Linked DNA regions of Homo sapiens: region 2 is linked to region 1. A link is an interaction called in ENCODE POLR2A ChIA-PET data of the cell type or tissue named here. Cell type or tissue: PC-9. All regions are shown on one strand. Links, peaks and the distances in the headings refer to the core of each region. The heading gives the core; the rest is flanking DNA. Region 1 holds the start of C2-AS1 (C2 antisense RNA 1). Region 2 overlaps NEU1 (neuraminidase 1).

Region 1 (10,728 bases), core at 1,774-9,773:
GTGTATCCCTCCTGGTCTCGGAGACCATGTCACTGAGAAACAGCGCATTCCCAGTCCCGCAGAAGCAGCATCTTACCTACTCCTCAACCCATATGGATTTCCACTGCTTCTCCCTCCCCATTTCTGAGTGTTCTCTTGACTTCCAGGGCTGCCTGGAAGCCCAGGGTAAATGCTTAGTAAGGGTTAACTCCGCTTTTTCTTGCCCCCTTTCCGCCTGCCACCCTAAAACTGCTCCTACTCCCGGTCAGCCCACCTTGTCACCCTGCCTAGTCTCATCCTAGTCCTGACCTTGCTGCCGCCTGCCCTGTTTCTGCCTTAGGCCACTGCCCACACTCATTGCCCTCAAACCTCTGCACTCTGCCTTCCTGACAGTCTTTTGGTCTTGAGTCTTCAGGGTGCTCCAGGACCCCGTAGATCTGCAGGTACGTGTCTGCACAGGGTACGGGTAGAAGCCAGAAGGACACACGTACTCCAGTGCCTGGCCCTCTTGGAGAAGTCGGAAGGAGCCGCCTTTGATCTCTACCCCCTCCAGAGAGCAGGATCCCTGGGGCCGGGCCAAAGACCATGGAGTGGTGGTCACACCTGAAGAGAAAGGCTGATGAAGCCTGGCCCCAAAAGGCCAAGGAGGGATGCTGGAGACAGCAGGAAGGGAAGGTTACCCTCGCTTACCTCCAGACAAGAGGCCCAAGATAAAGGGCATCAGGCAGAGTTGGGGGCTGAGATTGCTCCCCATGGCGTTGGAAGGCAGGAGAGAAGCTGGGCCTGGGGCAGGATGGTGTGTCCTGGCTTGCTTTGCTTGTCTGCTTGGCTCAGTGTCCAAGCTGAAACTCCAGACCTAGACCTGGTCACATTCCCTTCCCCTGCTCCCCACCAGCCCCCAGCCTTTTATACAATCTGTGTTCTGGCACCTGCGGCTCGCCCCGCCTGTCCTACCCACATCACTTTCCCGGAACATCCAAGCGGGAGGGCCCCGCTGAGCTGCCAGTCAAGGAAACAGAAACTGCAGAAGTCCCACCCTTTGCTGCCAAAGGTCCAGGACTCTCCCCTTCAGTACCTCCTCTCCGGCCTTAGCTCCTCCCCAGTAAGCCCAAACCACCCACTTAGGGACCAGAAATAAGGATCCAGCTCACTCCCCTGTTGATTGTGTGTTATGGTGCAGAGTCCAGCCACTGTTTGTCCAGTGGGGTCTCTGACCTGCCTTCCTGTAGCTCTTGGAGTCATTCTGGCCTCCCCCTCCCCCAAGGCCAGCCCTACCTGGCCTCCAGATAGAGGCACTGAGAGATGTGGAAACCATTGATTTTTATTAATTTCATAACTGGGAAATTCCATGTGAAAGTGAAACAAGCATGAGTCAAGTCAACCAGGGAAGGAATCTGGGGACAGGCCAAGGAGCGGGAGGTGGGGCAGCGAGGCAGTCCTGCTGGTAGGAGCCCTGAGGATTTCCCAGCTTGTGTGCGCTGCCTCTGGCATCCTAGAGACCCGGATTTACTCAGCTAGGAGAGAGGATGGATCACAGGGTCTAAGGGTGGCCATTCAGAGGTAGAAGATGGAGGGGCGGCAGATTCTGGCAGGGCAGCAGAGGGCTCAGTGGCCATGGCTAGAGGGGTAAAAAATTCAGGACATCCCCCAGGTGCTGCCTCAGCCAGGGCTGCATGCGGAAGAGATTGATGTGAAAGTCTCGTGGCGGCGGGACCTTGCTACGAGGGGCCCTTTTGCGGGAGTTTTTGTCAGCAGAGCCAAGGCAGGGGTTGTAAAGACCCCAGCTCACCAGACCCACCTGGAGAAAAGGAGAGAACTGGCTGGGAGGCTGCCACAGCCCCAACTGTAAGCCCCAACCTCCCTAGATCCCTCAAAGGCCTCCCTCATCCCCCCAACAAGGCTGAGATCCTGTAACCCCTGGGTCCTGCAAGCTTCTACCTTCTCACCTGAAAAAACCTGAATCTCCGCTCAAGGAAAACTGCTCCCCCAGATTCTCCTGCCAGCAAAGGGTGACAGGAGACAGTGTCATCTAGGGCAGTGGACTGGTGTTCTGGCATGCATGCTGGCCACAGAGACACAGGTGGCCTTCCCCTTGGGAATCCAGGCATGGTGAGGGACTCACCCTTGCAGGGACTCTCATCCTCCTGGGTCCCACTGCATAGGAACTGGTCTGTCACCACCTCCCTGACATCTGTCAAGTTGGGGAACATGGTTTTTTCTTGGGAGACAACCTCGGCACAGCTTGTCCACTGCAGCAGGGGTGGAACCAGAGAGAAGGGTAGAATAAGCAGACCCGGGTGGGTGCAGTGGCTCACGCCTGTAATCTCAGCACTTTGGGAGGTTGAGGCAGGCAGATCACTTGAGGTCAGGAGTTCAAGACCATCCTGGCCAACATGGCGAAATCCCGTCTCTACTAAAAATACAAAAATTAGCTGGTGTGGTGGTGGGCACCTGTAATCTCAGCTACTCGGGAGGCTGAAGTAGGAGAATCGCTTGAACCCAGGAGGCAGAAGTTGCAGTGAGCTGAGGTCGTGCCACTGCACTCCAGCCTGGGAGACAGAGCAAGACTCCATCTCAATAACAACAAAAAAAGAATAAGCAGACCCAGGGACACCTAGCAGGTTTGTGAGGCTTGGGAGGAGGGGTGACCCGCGTCAGAGAGAGAAAGCAGCCAGACCTGGAGAAGGAAGAGAGACATTCTGGGAGCTGTCACAGGGGGATCCCAGCATCCCCAACCTGAGACCCTCACCTCCACTCCCATCTTAAGGTTAATGTTCAGTTTGCTCCCATTCAAGGCGACAAAATGAGCAGGAACACTCTGTTTGTTCAGCAGTTCATTCTCTATAGTCAAGAGAAGGGGATGTTGGTGCTGGTCCTTTTACCCAGAATCCAGGTTCCTGGCTTGGGGACTGCAGCCTAGTCCTTGTTATCACCCCCAAACCCCGGCCCCAGCTCTCAAGCACCATAAGTCCCAGCACTCACCATGGTCCCTACAGGTGCTGCCTTGAGGTCTCCGCAGAGCCAGATTGGCCTCCATCGTGCAGGGAAGGCAGATGGGCCTGGGGAGAAGAGCAAGGGTCACACCAGCCTGTCCCCAGTATCTCTTCCAGGGATCTCCAGAGCACTCTTCCCTGCAGGGCACCCTCCCATCCCAGACTCCAGGCACCTGGCATGGGTGGACATCTTTACTTTCTGGGCCAGCTTCAGCAGAGCTATGTCATCACCATAGAACTCCAGGATTCCCTGGTTCTTTTTGGCAAAGACATCAAACCCTGGGGAGATCACCGCCTTCTCAATAAGGAATTCTTTGCCCCACTGGGATTTGGGGTCTCCTGGAAATGATACACTAGATTAGGCTAGACCAGGGCTCCTGCAGGGGCCAGAGGCTGGGTGAGGTGGTAGGATCTGTGGCTTCAGGATCAGGAGGCTGGTGCATCCCCTGCCTTACCCACATTGACCCTCCACAGGGAGTGGTCGTTGCCATCGCGGAAGCAATGAGCTGCTGTCAGGACCCATTGGTCGGAGATGAGGGCCCCCCGGCAGGTCTCTTGGCTCTTGGGCTGCAGGGGAACAGGTGATTTTCAGAGATTGCAGTATGTCTGGCCCATGGCCGCTTTTACCTCTGGAATCCAAGCCCTGCCCCTCCTTCCTGGTACCTTAATAGTGACATGCCAGGGTGTCCTCTCCTGGTCAGAGGCGTTTGCTGACATGTTCCCCACCCCGCAGATGGTGTCTGTGAGCTTGGAGACATCTGTGGGTGTGAGGATCAGATGGGGAAGGAGGCAAGTGAGGGGCACTGTGTCCAGGTTCCCAACACGGGCCTCTGGCGGGCTCCTCACCATCCTCCCCACACCAAGGAGGGCAAAGCTCACTCACCCAGCATATGTTCAAAGACCTGGTGCAGAGCCTTTGTGTCCTGCAGAATGAAGGCATGCCTCTCACCATCCTTCTTGGACCCTAGCTCATTCAGTTCTCTCCAGTCCACATCCAGCTTGCCCACCCCGATGGCATAGATGTCTGGTGGGGAAGAGGGAAATCACCAGACTCCTGTGGCTTTGGGGCTACCCCATGAGACAGGAGGCTGTCATCTGAAACTCACTGTGTCCAATCAAGACCTACATGAGCTGGACCCCTGCGTCCTCCCCACTGCTACCTGTCTGCCTTCATTTCCTGCCACTCCCTGCCCTTCACTCTCCTGCAGCACACAGCCTCTTTGAAGTTCCTCAAATCCATAGGCATGGTCACACCTCAGGCCCTTTGCCCAGCTGTGCCTCTGCCTAGTTCACTCCTCCCCCCCAGACTTCCACATGGCTCACTTTCGTACCTTTTTAAGTCTTGGCTCAAATGTCACCTTCTCAGTGAGGCCTTCCCTGGTCTTCCTGTCTAAAACTGCAATGCCCCAGACAAACTTTCATCCCCACTTTGGGAGGCAAGGTGGGAGGATCCCTTGAAGCCAGAAGTTTGAGACCAGCCTGGGCAACATGGCAACACCCCTTAGCTTGTGTCACCTACCACCTGCTGGGTTCTATGGTTTTCTTATCCTGTTTATTCCCTGTAATGGTGGAATTGTGTCCCCCAGAAAGATGTGTTCGAGTCCTAATCCCCAGTATCTGTGACTTTATTTGGAAAAAGGGTCTTTGCAGATGTAATCAAGTTAAGATTAAGTCATACTAGATTAGGGTGAGCTCTAATCCAATGACTGAGGTCCTTATAAGAAGAGGTAAGCCAGAGCCAGGCGTGGTGGCTCACACCTGTAATCACCAGGAGGCGGTGGTTGTGGTGAGCCAAGATCGCGCCATTGCACTCCAGCCTGGGCAACAAGAGCAAAACCCCGTCTCAAAAAAAAAAAAAGAAGAGGTGAGCCGGGCACGGTGGCTCACACCTGTAATCCCAGCACTCTGGGAGGCTGAGGCGGGCAGATCACGAGGTCAGGAATTCAAGACCAGCCTGACCAACATGGTGAAACCCTGTCTCTACTAAAAATACAAAAATTAGCCAGACATGCTGGCACACACCTGTAATCCCAGCTACTCAGGAGGCTGAGGCAGGAGAATCGCTTGAACCGGGAGGCGGATGTTGCAGTGAGCCGAGATTGCACCACTGCACTCCAGCCTGGGCAACAGAGCAAGACTCCATCTCAAAAAAAAAAAAAAAAAAAAAAGTGAACTGGCTGGGCATGGTGGTGACTCATGCCTGTAATCCCGGCAGTTTTTTTGAGGCGAAGGCAGGCAGATCGCCTTGAGGCCAGGAGTTTAAGACCAGCCTAGCCAACATGGCGAGACCATGTCTCTACTAAAAATACAAAAATTTGCCGGGCATGGTGGCACATGCCTGTAATCCCAGCTTCTTGGGAGACTGAGGCACGAGAATCACCTGAACCCAGGAGGCAGAGGTTACAGTGAGCCGGGATCCCGCCACTGCACTGCAGCCTGGGCTTCTGGGTGACAGAGCGAGACTCTGTCTCAAACAAATGAACAGAAAAAGAAGAAAGGAATTTGGACACAAAGACACAGGTAGTGGGTCTCCTATCTATATAAGAGAACAGCATGTAATGACACAGAGGCACACACAGAAAAGAAGGCGAGTTGAAGACAGAGGCAGAGAATGGGTTTATGCTGCCGCAAGCCAAGGTTGGAGCTGCCGGCAGCCGGAAAAGGCAGGAAAGAATTCTTCCCAAGAGCCTTCTGAGGAAGCACGGCCCTGCCAACACCTTGATTTCAGACTTCTAACCTCCAGAACTGTAAGAAAAAGAAATTCTGTGTTCTAAGCCACCCAGGTTTGTGGTAGTTTGGTAAGTACTTTTAAATGACTGAATGAATAGAAAGAACTCAGAACACAACATGGAAACTAAACCTCAGATCTGGTCTTCCTCTGTAAAAGGTAGCATCTGGGAGAAGGGCCTAAAGCCACGTTTTCCCACTGGAGGCCCTGGACCCACACAACAGGCCGCGCCTGTCCTCCGACTGTGGTGCCAGTCAGAACTGCCCTCAGACAGACCACAGAGTCTACTCCTCTCCCAGCCTTTGCACCCCTTGTGGCCCATTTTTGTTCTCAGAGAGCCCCGCGTTGTGTGTAAAAAGCAAGGTGCTTAGGTGGACCAAGAGATCTTCAGCCAGGAGGCAATCTGGCAATGGCCCAGATAGAAACAGTTACAGTTGGAGCTAGACAACGATCGTGCCTTGTGCGTTTTCTTTGACTATTTTCGTTTGGTTTCCTGCTTATTTTCAATAAAATGTTTTTGTAGCATTTGACCTTGGTCCAGTGATGCTAAGGAGGAAGGGAGTGGGCTTTAAATTTTGTCTTCCTTGGGCCAGAGTTTTAAAGAGGAATCAGCTTACCCCCGAGGGCCAGGTGATGGGGGAGGGGGCAGTGTGAATGGAAAGGAGAGGAGCTAAGGGGAAGATGAAAGGTTGGGGCTCAAAACCAGCTGCCCTCCCTGTCTGAGCATCTCTCTCTCTGAAATTACTTTCTGATCAAAGGTCAGTGCAATTTGTGTTTAGTCTGAACCTGAGGAATTTTTCCTTTAGAGGCTGCAACTGCCAAAGCCTTAGTTAGCCAGCTGTGCTGCTGAAAGAGCAACCACCAGGGACATTCCCCAGAGGGAATCGAGGTCCCTTCTTCCTGGAAAGTTTCCTGAAACATGAGATGCTATGATGATGATGATGATGATAACGACGACGGTCGTGGTCATGGCTAACATATGCTGGGCATTTTTCTATGCCAGGCAGGCAGTGTTTGTCTGAGCATCTTCCCCTGTCAGCTTGTGAGCTGGGTCCTAGTACTACTCCCCTTTTGCAGATGAAGAAACTGCCCATGGCCACAGCCCACTGAAGATGAAACCAAGGTTCTCTGTCTAAAGCTGTTGATTAAAAATAATAATTAAAAAATTAAAAATTGGCCAGGCACAGTGGCTCACGCCTATCTGTAATCCCAGCACCTTGGGAGACCAAGGCAGGCGGATCACTTGAGGCCAGGGGTTTGACACCAGACTGCCAACATGGTGAAACTCTGTCTCTATTAAAAATGCAAAAATGAGCCGGGCATGGTGGCACACACCTGTAATCCCAGCTACTCTGGAGGCTGAGGCAGGAGAATCATTTGAAGCCAGGACGTGGAGGTTGCAGTGAGTTGAGATCGAGTCACTGCACTCCAGCCTGGGCAACACGGCAAGATTCTGTCTCAAAAAAAATTTAAAAATTAATTTTAAAAAATTTGTGAAGACGGGCTGAGCATAGTGGCTCATACCTGTAATCCTACCACTTTGGGAAGCTGAGTTGAGGGGATCACTTGAAACCAGGAATTTGAGGCTGCAGTAAGCTATGATTGCACCACTGCACTTCATGGTGGCATGGTGGACATCGTTACTTTCTGGACCAGCTTCTGGGCCGGCATGGGTGGACATCTTTCCAGGAATATACTCTGAGTGTCAGTGAGACACTGTCTTAAAAAAAAAAAAAAAAAAAAAGAAGGTAAGGTTGAGACCATGGGCAGTAGTTTGACCCCAGGCTCTTCAACATGAGTTGCCTTTGTACAGAACAACGCAGAAATAAAACCATGTGGCTCTGGACCATAGCTAAGATGCTGGGATCCCTGGCTGAAGATCTCATGACCTCTGCAGGAGCAGAACAAATGTGGTGGCAGTGGCAGGGGCTCACCCAGATAGTCATTCCTCTTCTGGTTGATGTTCAGGATCTCTCTGATATGGTCAACAGCTGTCTTGGGAGAGCCACCCATATTGGACTTTCCTAGAACAAAGAGAATAAAGAATTCTTCTAGGTAATATCAGGATTTCCCCAGGCCCTGGAAGAGTAGGAAAGCATTTAGCCTGGGAACCTCAACATTTACATTGCCTGTGAGAGCTTCAAAATATACTTTTAGGCTGGGCATGGTGGCTCACACCTGTAATCCTAGCACTTTGGGAGACCGAAGAAGGCGGATTGCCTGAGCTCAGGAGTTCCAGACCAGCCTGGGCAACATGGTGAAACCCTGTCTCTACTAAAACCACAAAAAATTAGCCAGGTGTGGCCGGGCATGGTGGCTCATGCCTGTAATCCCAGCACTTTGGGAGGCCAAGGCAGGTGGATCACCTGAGGTTGGGAGTTTGAGACCAGCTTGACCAACATGGAGAAACCGCACCTCTACTAAATATACAAAATTAGCCGGGTGTGGTGGCACATGCCTGTAATCCCAGCTACTCAGGAGGCAGGAGAATCGCTTGAACCTGGGAGGCGGAGGTTGCGGTGAGCCGAAATCGCGCCATTGCACTCCAGCCTGGGCAACAAGAGTGAAACTCCATCTCAAAAAATAAAAATAAAAATTAGCCAGGCATGGTGACACATGCCTGTAGTCCCAGCTACTCTGGAGGCTGAGGCACGAGAATTGCTTCAGCCTGGGAGGCAGAGGTTGCAGTGAGCCGAGATCGCACCACTGTAGTCCAGCCTGGGCAATAGAGTGAGACCCTGTCTCAAAAAAATAAATATATATATATATATATGTATGTATACATATATATATATATACATACATATATATATATACACACTTTTACTGAAATGTTCTACATTCCAGGCACCAGGCCAGGTGCTTCCTATACTTTAACTCATTTAATTCTCATGAAACCCCAGGTAGAGTGGGTATCCTCATTTTATATACTAAGTCCTGGAGGAACTGTGTAATTTGGACAATAGCAAGAGGCAAATGACAAGGCCAGATCCACTACAGACTGTTCCTTGCATCCGTGCCCTTCGACATTCCTGCTCAAGAGCCACGTTTCCTCATCTATCTCCAAGTTACCTCCCAGATGGTAACAAGAGCTAACACAGAGCACTTTCACACAGGCAACTTAAATAGCTTTCCATAAAAATTGTGTAAGGAAAGGAGGACAGCCATCATGATCATCATTGCTGTCATTGTGGTTACGGTCATCATCATCAACACTAATTCTATTTATTTATTTATTTTATTTTGAGACAAGGTAGGATCTTGGTCTGTCACCCAGGCTGGAGTGCAGTGGCATGATCTTGGCTCACTGCAACCTCTGCCTCCCAGGTTCAAGCAATTCTCCTGCCTCAGCCTCCCAAGTAGCTGGGATTACAGGCGCCTGCCACCACACCCAGCTAATGGTTTTGTATTTTTAGTAGAGACGGGGTTTCACCATGTTAGCCAGTCTGATCTCAAACTCCTAACCTCAAGTGATCCACCCGCTTTGGCCTCCCAAAGTGCTGGGACTACAGGCATAAGCCACCACACTGGCCCTATTTTATAAATAAGAAACTGGGCCAGGTGTGGTGGCTCATGCCTGTAATCCCAGCACTTTGGGAGGCTGAGGCAGGAGGATTGCTTGAAGCCAGGAGTTTGAGATCAGCTGGGCAACATAGCAAGGCCCCATCTCTAAAAACAAAAACAAAACTGGGGCCCAAAGTGGCAGGCAGAGGGAGAATCAGAATTCAGGGCTTCTGACCCCATATTGGTGCCCCTTCCACTATTCCAGACACACTCAGAGACCATGATACCCACCATCTGTCAGAAGGATGATGGCATGTCGGATTTCCTGCCAGGCCATCGTTTCCATGCCGAGGAGTCGCATTTGGTTGTTCATCATGAGATAGACACTGTTTAAGGCCGCATAGGTGTTAGTCCCAGTTCCATTTTCATGATCTGGAATATGCCAAAAGGAAGGACTCTCTTAGAAACTTCCCACCTACCACCTAGGGGTAGGGAATCACTCTATTCCCCCAATTATTGGAAATGCAATTTTTTTTTTTTTTTTGAGAGAGTCTCGCTCTGCCACCCAGGCTAGAGTATAGTGGCGTGATCTTGGCTGACTGCAACCTCCACCTCCCCAGTTCAAGTGATTCTCATGCCTCAGTCTCCCAAGTAGCTGGGATTACAGGTGCCAGCCACCATGCCCAGCTAATTTTTTGTATTTTTAGTAGAGATGGGGTTTCACCATGTTGGCCAAGCTGGTTTCCTGACCTCAAGTGATCCGCCCATCTCAGCCTCCCAAAGTGCTGGGATTACTACAGGCATGAGCCACTGCACCCGGCCTGGAAATGCAATTTATCGATTGTTTTGATAAACTCAGACATTTGCCATTCAGATAGAGATGTGGCATCATTGCTTGTTCAAACTTTAAAAGCCTTTCCACCTTAGAAATGTTCATTGCATAGGGCCGGGCAAGGTGGTTCACGCCTGTAATCCCAGCACTTTGGGAGGCTGAGGTGGGCGGATCACAAAGTCAGGATCACGAGACCAGCCTGACCAACATAGTGAAACCCCATCTCAACTAAAAATATAAAAAATTAGCCAGGCATGGTGGCAGGTGCCCGAAATCTCAGCTACTCGGGAAGCTGAGGCAGGAGAATTGCCTGAACCCTGGAGGCAGAGGTTGCAGTGAGCCAAGATCGTGCCACTGCACTCAAGCCTGGGTGACAGTGCGAGACTCCACCTCAAAAAAAAAAAAAAGAAGAAGAAAAAAGAAATGTTCATTGCATAACCCCAATCCAAGACCACACTAAAGTCCCAAGATTCAAAGATGAGGTTTCCAAAACCTTGAGTGGCTTCAGCCATTTGCTAAGTGCCAACCAGGCACTTTACATGGTGTATGGGTGGCTAATGACATGGGGAGATGGCAGTGTGCAGCCATGCAAACCAGACAGTGTGGTTTTGGCAACTGGAAGGAATTGAAGACCTGCACAGTGTCTTTGGACCTGCAGCATCTCAGAATGAGCTATGAGCTGGGGGCAGCTG
Region 2 (9,316 bases), core at 1-8,000, 83 kb after region 1:
CTGGTGACCATGGAGCAACTGCTGTGGGTGAGCGGGAGACAGATCGGCTCAGTGGACACCTTCCGCATCCCGCTCATCACAGCCACTCCGCGGGGCACTCTTCTCGCCTTTGCTGAGGCGAGGAAAATGTCCTCATCCGATGAGGGGGCCAAGTTCATCGCCCTGCGGAGGTCCATGGACCAGGGTATAAAGATGTCTGGGTGAAAGAGCCGGTGCTAGGTTGGATGGGTGGGCAGCCCAATGAGCCCAAGGGCCCTGAGGATAGGGGAACTTAGAGGGTTGGTTGCCTGAGTCCCTGAGGGGTAGAGGGAACCCGAGAAGGGCAAGTGTCTAGGACAGTGATCTGGAAATTGGGATCACCAAGGAGTTGGACATTCACTTAGCAAACATTTATTGGGTACTATATACCTATACCAGGCACTATTTTAGGTTTCATGAATATAGCCACGAACAAAACAGATCAAAAATCTCTGCCCTCAGGATTTAAATTGTACTGGAAGGAGACAGACAAGCATAATAAACAAGTAAACTTTTTTGTCTGTTGCAAGGTGATAAATGCAATGGAGAAAAATAAAACAGGACAAGAGGTATAGATAGTGCAAGTGTTGGATTGCACCCTGGGACCATCGGAAGGCCTGAGGTCCCTAGCAGAAGGTGGGAAATTAACGGGAAGTGGTAGAAAGGGTACCTGCAGAGTGCTCACTCTGGGTTTCTTCCTCCAATTTTTTTCAGGCAGCACATGGTCTCCTACAGCGTTCATTGTCAATGATGGGGATGTCCCCGATGGGCTGAACCTTGGGGCAGTAGTGAGCGATGTTGAGACAGGAGTAGTATTTCTTTTCTACTCCCTTTGTGCTCACAAGGCCGGCTGCCAGGTGGCCTCTACCATGTTGGTATGGAGCAAGGATGATGGTGTTTCCTGGAGCACACCCCGGAATCTCTCCCTGGATATTGGCACTGAAGTGTTTGCCCCTGGACCGGGCTCTGGTATTCAGGTCTCTGTCCTAGGAGATAGGTGGAGGGGGCTGCCTTGTGGAGAGTCTGAGGGATACCCCCAAATGGACTCCTTTCCAAGGGGAAGATTCTCTGAAGTCAGATTTTCTGGCTTGGGTGGGATTCCTTGAAAGACAGGGCATCCTGGTAGGAACACATTATCAGGAGAAGAGGGAACTCTGCCATTGGCTTCCCATTTGGCATTGTCAACAGGACTGCGTTAGTCCATGCAATACCCTCATGCAAAGTAGAAAAAGGCACTGCCTCTTTGGACAGACACAAGCCTGTGCCAGGGTGCACAGCTTGGCGAGTGAGCACAGGTTGGGTTTAAGCTCTCATGCACCCTGTGGCTGGGCCCCTGGTGCACATGTCCAGCTGTACACCCTGGGAGAGCTTCTTAATTCAAACAGGGTGTGTATTTATGGGATCTGACTGGAACCCTCAGTGAGCAAGGGCTGAACTCAAGGGGACCATACATGTGATTGCATTTGGGAAGTGGTGGGTTCTCTGTCCCTGCCTCTGAGCCCCTAGAGTCTCCTTCTGTGACACCCAGTTCCCTTTCCCACAGAAACAGCGGGAGCCACGGAAGGGCCGCCTCATCGTGTGTGGCCATGGGACGCTGGAGCGGGACGGAGTCTTCTGTCTCCTCAGCGATGATCATGGTGCCTCCTGGCGCTACGGAAGTGGGGTCAGCGGCATCCCCTACGGTCAGCCCAAGCAGGAAAATGATTTCAATCCTGATGAATGCCAGGTCAGGAGTCCATGAGATGTTCCCTACCCATTTGACCCTCCCTGCCCTCCAGAACATCATTTCACGCACAGACCCAGGGTCTGACTGCTCCACTCAGTGCCACACACCCTTGCTCCCCTCGGGGACAGGGCATTTTCCCTGTTCCCTCCCTGAGGTCCTGTCCTCTCCCCTCAGCCCTATGAGCTCCCAGATGGCTCAGTCGTCATCAATGCCCGAAACCAGAACAACTACCACTGCCACTGCCGAATTGTCCTCCGCAGCTATGATGCCTGTGATACACTAAGGCCCCGTGATGTGACCTTCGACCCTGAGCTCGTGGACCCTGTGGTAGCTGCAGGAGCTGTAGTCACCAGCTCCGGCATTGTCTTCTTCTCCAACCCAGCACATCCAGAGTTCCGTGAGTGCCTCATGGGTGGGGTCAGCAGGGAGAGCCCTGTGTCTAGACAAGGCCTGGGCAGAGACCCTCTCTCCCTGACTCTCCTGCTCTCCCCAGGAGTGAACCTGACCCTGCGATGGAGCTTCAGCAATGGTACCTCATGGCGGAAAGAGACAGTCCAGCTATGGCCAGGCCCCAGTGGCTATTCATCCCTGGCAACCCTGGAGGGCAGCATGGATGGAGAGGAGCAGGCCCCCCAGCTCTACGTCCTGTATGAGAAAGGCCGGAACCACTACACAGAGAGCATCTCCGTGGCCAAAATCAGTGTCTATGGGACACTCTGAGCTGTGCCACTGCCACAGGGGTATTCTGCCTTCAGGACTCTGCCTTCAGGAACACGGGTCTGTAGAGGGTCTGCTGGAGACGCCTGAAAGACAGTTCCATCTTCCTTTAGACTCCAGCCTTGGCAAAATCACCTTCCCTTTACCAGGGAAATCACTTCCTTTAGGACTGAAAGCTAGGCGTCCTCTCCCACAAAAAAGTCCTGCCCTCATCTGAGAATACTGTCTTTCCATATGGCTAAGTGTGGCCCCACCACCCTCTCTGCCCTCCCGGGACATTGATTGGTCCTGTCTTGGGCAGGTCTAGTGAGCTGTAGAATTGAATCAATGTGAACTCAGGGAACTGGGGAAGGCTGAGCCTCCTCTTTGGTGTTGCGGTAAGATAACCGACAGGGCTGGTGAAAGTCCCCAGATGGCAGGATATTTGGTTTCAGAGTAAGGACTAGGTGCACCACCATGACTGACTATCAATCAAAATGTTTGTAACTTAAAATTTTTAATGAAGGATAATGAATATTTGTAGAGTCTCTATGGTTCTGTCAATGCACATCTTCGTGTCTGTTTTCCTCATGTATCCTTGTGAGCCTGGGTGAGTTCTGGGGAGAGACCTGATGTGCGTACTGCCTGTGAAAATCTGACTTTGGCAAATCAAATCCTCTTTTCCTTTTGACATGCCCTCTTTTTTTGTTGTTGCTTTTTTTGAGACAGGGCTCGCTCTGTCACCCAGGCTGGAGTGCAGTTGCACAATCACGGCTCACTGAAGCCTCAACCTCCTGGGCTCAAGTGATCCTCACGTCTCAGCCTCCGGAGTAGTTGGGACTACAGGTCAGTGACACCATGCCTGGTTAATTTTTTTAATTTTTATTTTCAGTAGAGACAAGGTTGCGCTATGTTGCCCAGGCTGGTATGGAACTCCTGTGCTTAAGCAATCCTCATGCCTCAGCTTCCCAAAGTGCTGAGGTTACAGCTATGAGCCACCGCACCCAGCCTACATTCCTTCTTATCACCGAGAAACAGGTTGATCTTCACAGGTGTAATGAGTATGAAGGGAGTGCCATAAGATATTTTTTATTTTTTATTTATTTATTTTTTAATTTAATTTTTTTTTTTTTGAGATGGAGTCTTGCTCTGGCACCCAGGCTAGAGTGCAGTGGTGCGATCTCGGCTCACTGCAACCTCTGCCTCCCAGGTTCAAGCGATTCTTCTGCCTCAGCTTCCCGAATAGCTGGGATTACAGGTGCCCACCACCACACCCGGCTAATTTTTGTATTTTTAGTAGAGACGGAGTTTCACCATGTTGGCCAGGCTGGTCTCAAACTCCTGGCCTCAGGTGATCCACCCGCCTCGGCCTCCCAAAGTGTTGTGATTACAAGCATGAGCCATGGTGCCGGCGGGCTGATTTTTTTAATTTTTAGTAGAGACAAAGTCTCACTATATTGCCTAGGTTGGTCTCAAACTGCTGAGCTCAAGCAATCTGCCGGCCATGTTCTCTCAAAGTGCTGGGATTACAGGCTTGAGCCCCTGCACCCAGCCTGTAAGATATTTTAAAATCCACACTTGGCCAAGCGTGGTGGCTCACACATATAATCCCAGCACTTTGGGAGGCCAAGGTGGGCGGATCACAAGGTCAGGAGTTCGAGACCAGCCTGGCCAATATGGTGAAATCCCATCTCTACTAAAAATACAAAAACTAGCCAGGCGTGTTGGCTTACACTTATAGTCCCAGCTACTCAGGTGGCTGAGGCAGGAGAATCACTTGAACCAGGAGGCGGAGTTTGCAGTGAGCTGAGATCACAGCACTGCACACCAGCCTCGGCAACAGAGTGAGACTCCGTCTGAAAAAAAAAAAATCCACGCTGTTTTATATTTCTAACATGGGGTAGGATACCATCCTCCATGAAATAGGGTGCAAGTGTGTGAAATGCAGATGGGAATCCTGTCCCAGCTAGCCTGACAGAGAAGTGAGCACTTCCTATGGCAAATTATGTAAGAAAATATTCCCCAGGCAGATGCTTATGAAAAGAATCTGTTCAGCCTGCAGGTAAGTGGGAGAGCCCTTGCTCAAAAAAAAAAAGAAAAAGAAATAGTGGAAGACAAAAAGGAAAGGACACTATGAATGTCTGACCCATGAACTACTACCTGTTAGAAACAGAAGTGCTGGGAGGCTTGAGAGACAGACACTACCTTCCTGGCTAGGTGTGGTGGCTCAGATCTGTAATGCTAGCACTTCGGGAGACCAAGGCAGGATGATCAAATTAAAGGGCATCCTGGGCAACATGGCAATACCCCATGTCTAAAAAATTTAAAAATTAGCCAAGCATGGTAACGCACACCTATAGTCCTAGCTACATGGGAGGATGGCTTGATCTCTTTGACCCCAGGAGTTCGAGGCAGTAGTGAGCTATGATTGCACCACTGCACACCAACCTAGGTGACAGAGTGAGACCTCATCTCCAAAAAACCAAACCAAAACAAAAAACCTTCAAGAAAGAAAAAAAGCTTGACCTTCCCTCCCTCACTCTTTACAGACCCATGGAATCTGAAGCTCTGGTGTTGGAGCCACCAGGCATTAACAAGCCTTCTGGGTGATTCGTAATACGTTTAAGTTTGAAAACCAGGGTCAGAACTTTTAAACAAGTGCAAGTGTCCAGCTAAAATGAATTATATGTATGTCAAAGTTGCAGAAATAGTTAAAGAACCTTTTTTTTCCAGCTTTTTTTTTTTCTTTTAATACACAGGGAAGGGTCAGGTGCAGTGGCTCACGCCTGTAATCCCAGCACTTTGGGAGGCCGAGGTGGGCGGATCACAAGGTCAGGGGTTCTAGACCAGCCTGGCCAACATGGTAAAACCCCATCTCTACTAAAAATACAAATATTAGCCATATGTGGTGGCACACGCCTGTAGTCCCAGCTACTCGGGAGCCTGAGGCAGGAGACTCACTTGAACCTGGGAGGCAGAGGTTGCAGTGAGCCGAGATTATGCCACTGCCCTCCAGCCTGGGCGACAGAGCAAGACTTCATCTTAAAAAAAAAAAAAATACACAGGAAAGATTGGGACAAGTGGCAGGAGACTGAAAGGGGAAAGAGCTTGTTTGTACTAATGGGACAAAGTGGGCCGACTCTGGGCACACTGCTTATGAGTTAGCTCTACTCTGTGAGGAAATTTTTTTTTTTTTTTTGAGACGGAGTCTTGCTCTGTTGCCCAGGCTGGAGTGCAGTGGCGCAATCTTGGCTCCCCGCAACCTCTGCCTCGCTGGTTCAAGCAATTCCCCTGCCTCAGCCTCCTAAGTAGCTGGGATTACAGGCGCCTGCCACCACGCTCGGCTAATTTTTTGGTATTTTTAGTAGAGACCCGGTTTCACCATGTTGGCCAGACTGGTCTCGAACTCCTGACCTCAGGCAATACTCCCGCCTCGGCCTCCCAAAGTGCCGGGATTACAGGTGTGAGCCACCCCACCCGGCCAAGGAAATATTTAAAAAATAAAATAAAATAAGTTATTTAAAAATTGGGGCAAGTTGGCTGGGCACGGTGGCTCACGCCTGTAATCCTAGCACTTTGGGAGGCTGAGGAAGGGGGATCACTTGAGGTCAGGAGTTCAAGACCAGTCTGGCCAACATGGTGAAACACTGTCTCTACTAAAAATTCAAAAAATTAGCCAGGCATTGTGGCAGGCACCTACAATCCCAGCTACTCAGGAGACTAAGGCAGGAGAATCGCTTGAACCTGGGAGACGGAGATTGCAGTGAGTTGAAATCATGCCACTGCACTCCAGCCTGGGCTATGGAGCGAGACTCTCCCTCAAAAAAAAAAAAATCGGGGTAAGTGTTATCAATCTAAAAAATAATAATTAAAAAGTTCAGAATCTAGGCCAGGCGCTGTGGCTCACACCTATAATCCCAGCACTTTGGGAGGCAGAGGCAAGCGAATCACCTGAAGTCAGGAGTTCAAGACCATCCTGGTCAACATGACGAAACCCCGTCTCTACCAAAAATACAAAAATTAGCTGGGTGTTGTGGGTCGCGCCTGTAGTCCCAGCTATTCAGGAGACTGAGGAAGGAGAATCGCTTGAACCCGGGAGCGAGAGGTTACAGTGGGCCAAGATCATACCATTGCATTCCAGTCTGGGAGACACAGCGAGACTGTCTTAAACAAACGAACAAAAGCTGAGAATCTAGTGTTGTTGCTTTTTACAGATGGAGTCTTGCCATGTTGCCCAGGTTAGATTCAGACTGAAGTTCAAGGGATCCTCCTGCCTCAGCCTCCTAGAGTAGATAGAGTTGGGACTGCAGGCACATACCACTGTACCAGGCTTAGAATCTAGTTTAAAGAGTTTATCCACCGGCTCTCCCTCCCTCTCCCTCTGTCTCCCTCTCCCCACGGTCTCCCTCTCATGCGGAGCCGAAGCTGGACTGTACTGCTGCCATCTCGGCTCACTGCAACCTCCCTGCCTGATTCTCCTGCCTCAGCCTGCCCAGTGCCTGCCATTGCAGGCACGCGCCGCCATGCCTGACTGGTTTTGGTGGAGACGGGGTTTCGCTGTGTTGGCCGGGCAGGTCTCCAGCCCCTAACCGCGAGTGATCCCGCCAACCTCAGCCTCCCGAGGTGCCGGGATTGCAGACGGAGTCTCGTTCACTCAGTGCTCAATGGTGCCCAGGCTGGAGTGCAGTGGCGTGATCTCGGCTCACTACAACCTACACCTCCCAGCCGCCTGCCTTGGCCTCCCAAAGTGCCGAGATTGCAGCCTCTGCCCGGCCGCCACCCCGTCTGGGAAGTGAGGAGCGTCTCTGCCTGGCCGCCCATCGTCTGGGATGTGAGGAGCCCCTCTGCCTGGCTGCCCAGTCTGGAAAGTGAGGAGCGTCTCCGCCCGGCCGCCATCCCATCTAGGAAGTGAGGAGCGCCTCTTCCCAGCCGCCATCACATCTAGGAAGTGAGGAGCGTCTCTGCCCGGCCGCCCATCGTCTGAGATGTGGGGAGCGCCTCTGCCCCGCCGCCCCATCTGGGATGTGAGGAGTGCCTCTGCCTGGCCGAGACCCCGTCTGGGAGGTGAGGAGCGTCTCTGCCCGGCCGCCCCGTCTGAGAAGTGAGGAGACCCTCTGCCTGGCAACCACCCCGTCTGAGAAGTGAGGAGCCCCTCCGCCCGGCAACTGCCCCGTCTGAGAAGTGAGGAGCCTCTCCGCCCCGCAGCCACCCCATCTGGGAAGTGAGGAGCATCTCCGCCCGGCAGCCACCCCGTCCGGGAGGGAGGTGGGGGGGGTCAACCCCCCGCCCGGCCAGCCGCCCCATCTGGGAGGGAGGTGGGGGGTCAGCCCCCCCGACCGGCCAGCCGTGCCATCCGGGAGGGAGGTGGGGGGGTCAGCCCCCCACCTGGCCAGCCGTGCCGTCCGGGAGGGAGGTGGGGGGGTCAGCCCCCCGCCCGGCCAGCCGCCCCGTCCGGGAGGTGAGGGGTGCCTCTGCCCGGCCACCCCTACTGGGAAGTGAGGAGCCCCTCAGCCCGGCCAGCCACCCCGTCCGGGAGGGAGATGGGGGGGTCAGCCCCCCCACCCGGCCAGCCGCCCGGTCCGGGAGGGAGGTGGGGGGGTCAGCCCCCCGCCTGGCCAGCCGCCCTGTCCGGGAGGGAGGTGGGGGGGTCAGCCCTCCGCCCGGCCAGCCGCCCCGTCTGGGAGGTGAGGGGCGCCTCTGCCCGGCCGCCCCTACTGGGAAGTGAGGAGCCCCTCTGCCCGGCCAGCCGCCCCGTCCGGGAGGGAGGTGGGGGTGTCAGCCCCCCGCCCGGCCAGCCGCCCCGTCCGGGAGGGAGGTGGGGGGGGTCAGCCCCCCCGCCCGGCCAGCCGCCCCGTCCGGGAGGTGAGGGGCGCCTCTGCCCGGCCGCCCCTACTGGGAAGTGAGGAGCCCCTCTGCGCGGCCACCACCCCGTCTGGGAGGTGTGCCCAACAGCTCATTGAGAACGGGCCAGGATGACAATGGCGGCTTTGTGGAATAGAAAGGCAGGAAAGGTGGGGAAAAGATTGAGAAATCGGATGGTTGCCGTGTCTGTGTAGAAAGAAGTAGACATGGGAGACTTTTCATTTTGTTCTGCACTAAGAAAAATTCCTCTGCCTTGGGATCCTGTTGATCTGTGACCTTACCCCCAACCCTGTGCTCTCTGAAACATGTGCTGTGTCCACTCAGGGTTAAATGGATTAAGGGCGGTGCAAGATGTGCTTTGTTAAACAGATGCTTGAAGGCAGGGTGCTCGTTGGGAGTCATCACCAATCCCTAATCTCAAGTAATCAGGGACACAAACACTGCGGAAGGCCGCAGGGTCCTCTGCCTAGGAAAACCAGAGACCTTTGTTCACTTGTTTATCTGCTGACCTTCCCTCCACTATTGTCCCATGACCCTGCCAAATCCCCCTCTGTGAGAAACACCCAAGAATTATCAATAAAAAAATAAATTTAAAAAAAAAAAAAAAAAAAAAAAAGAGTTTATCCAACTGCAAATGTTGAGGAAGTGGCCCGTCTAGAGCTGAAGATTCCAAAGAATATTAGTCTATGTTCCAAAAGTGTAGAAGTTTGGAATCGCTTATATAAACAGAAAGTTTATGGAAACTTAGAATTTCAACATTGTTCTGTGTTCACAATTGGTGGGTTCTTGGTCTCATTGATTTAAAGAATGAGGCCGCAGACCCTCACGGGGAGTGTTACAGTTCTTAAATGCGGCGCCTCTGGAGTTGTTTGTTCCTCCCGGGGGGTTCGTGCTCTCGCTAGCGTCAGGAGTGAAACTGCATACCCCTGCGGTGAGTGTTACACCTCATAAAAGTAGTGTGGACCCAAAGAACAAATAGCAATAAAATTTATTGCAAAAACGGAAATAACAAAC

What was found. ChIA-PET counts read pairs that join two places held together with the same protein. Peaks named below come from ENCODE experiments on the same cell type or tissue, not always from the same donor. Only the 100,000 strongest peaks of a DNase experiment are listed, where the experiment ranks them.
Region 2: POLR2A ChIA-PET joins it to region 1 with 11 read pairs; 13 of 35 experiments call an interaction of 5 or more read pairs at or near these places.

What each region holds. Positions count from the first base shown.
Region 1 is chr6:31,936,227-31,946,954 of GRCh38, reverse strand. It overlaps C2 (complement C2), which reads right to left. Exons shown (of 18, transcript NM_000063.6): 8 at 9,496-9,636; 9 at 7,635-7,724; 10 at 3,856-3,996; 11 at 3,636-3,730; 12 at 3,428-3,539; 13 at 3,146-3,311; 14 at 2,962-3,038; 15 at 2,729-2,820; 16 at 2,102-2,228; 17 at 1,926-1,975; 18 at 1,283-1,777. The coding sequence ends at 1,598. It overlaps C2-AS1 (C2 antisense RNA 1), which reads left to right and starts at 5,231. Exons shown (of 3, transcript NR_104191.1): 1 at 5,231-5,770. It overlaps CFB (complement factor B), which reads right to left and starts at 860. Exons shown (of 18, transcript NM_001710.6): 1 at 670-860; 2 at 349-582. The coding sequence starts at 733. In PC-9, for the core only: no CTCF peak of the experiment used is centred there; DNase peaks (open chromatin) are centred at 5,184 and 6,584; H3K27ac peaks cover 308 bases.
Region 2 is chr6:31,852,867-31,862,182 of GRCh38, reverse strand. It overlaps NEU1 (neuraminidase 1), which reads left to right. Exons shown (of 6, transcript NM_000434.4): 2 at 1-184; 3 at 733-995; 4 at 1,562-1,744; 5 at 1,919-2,141; 6 at 2,238-4,524. The coding sequence ends at 2,464. Among named protein-coding and RNA genes, the nearest start is that of NEU1, 5.3 kb to the left of the region's middle. In PC-9, for the core only: no CTCF peak of the experiment used is centred there; no DNase peak of the experiment used is centred there; H3K4me3 peaks cover 345 bases.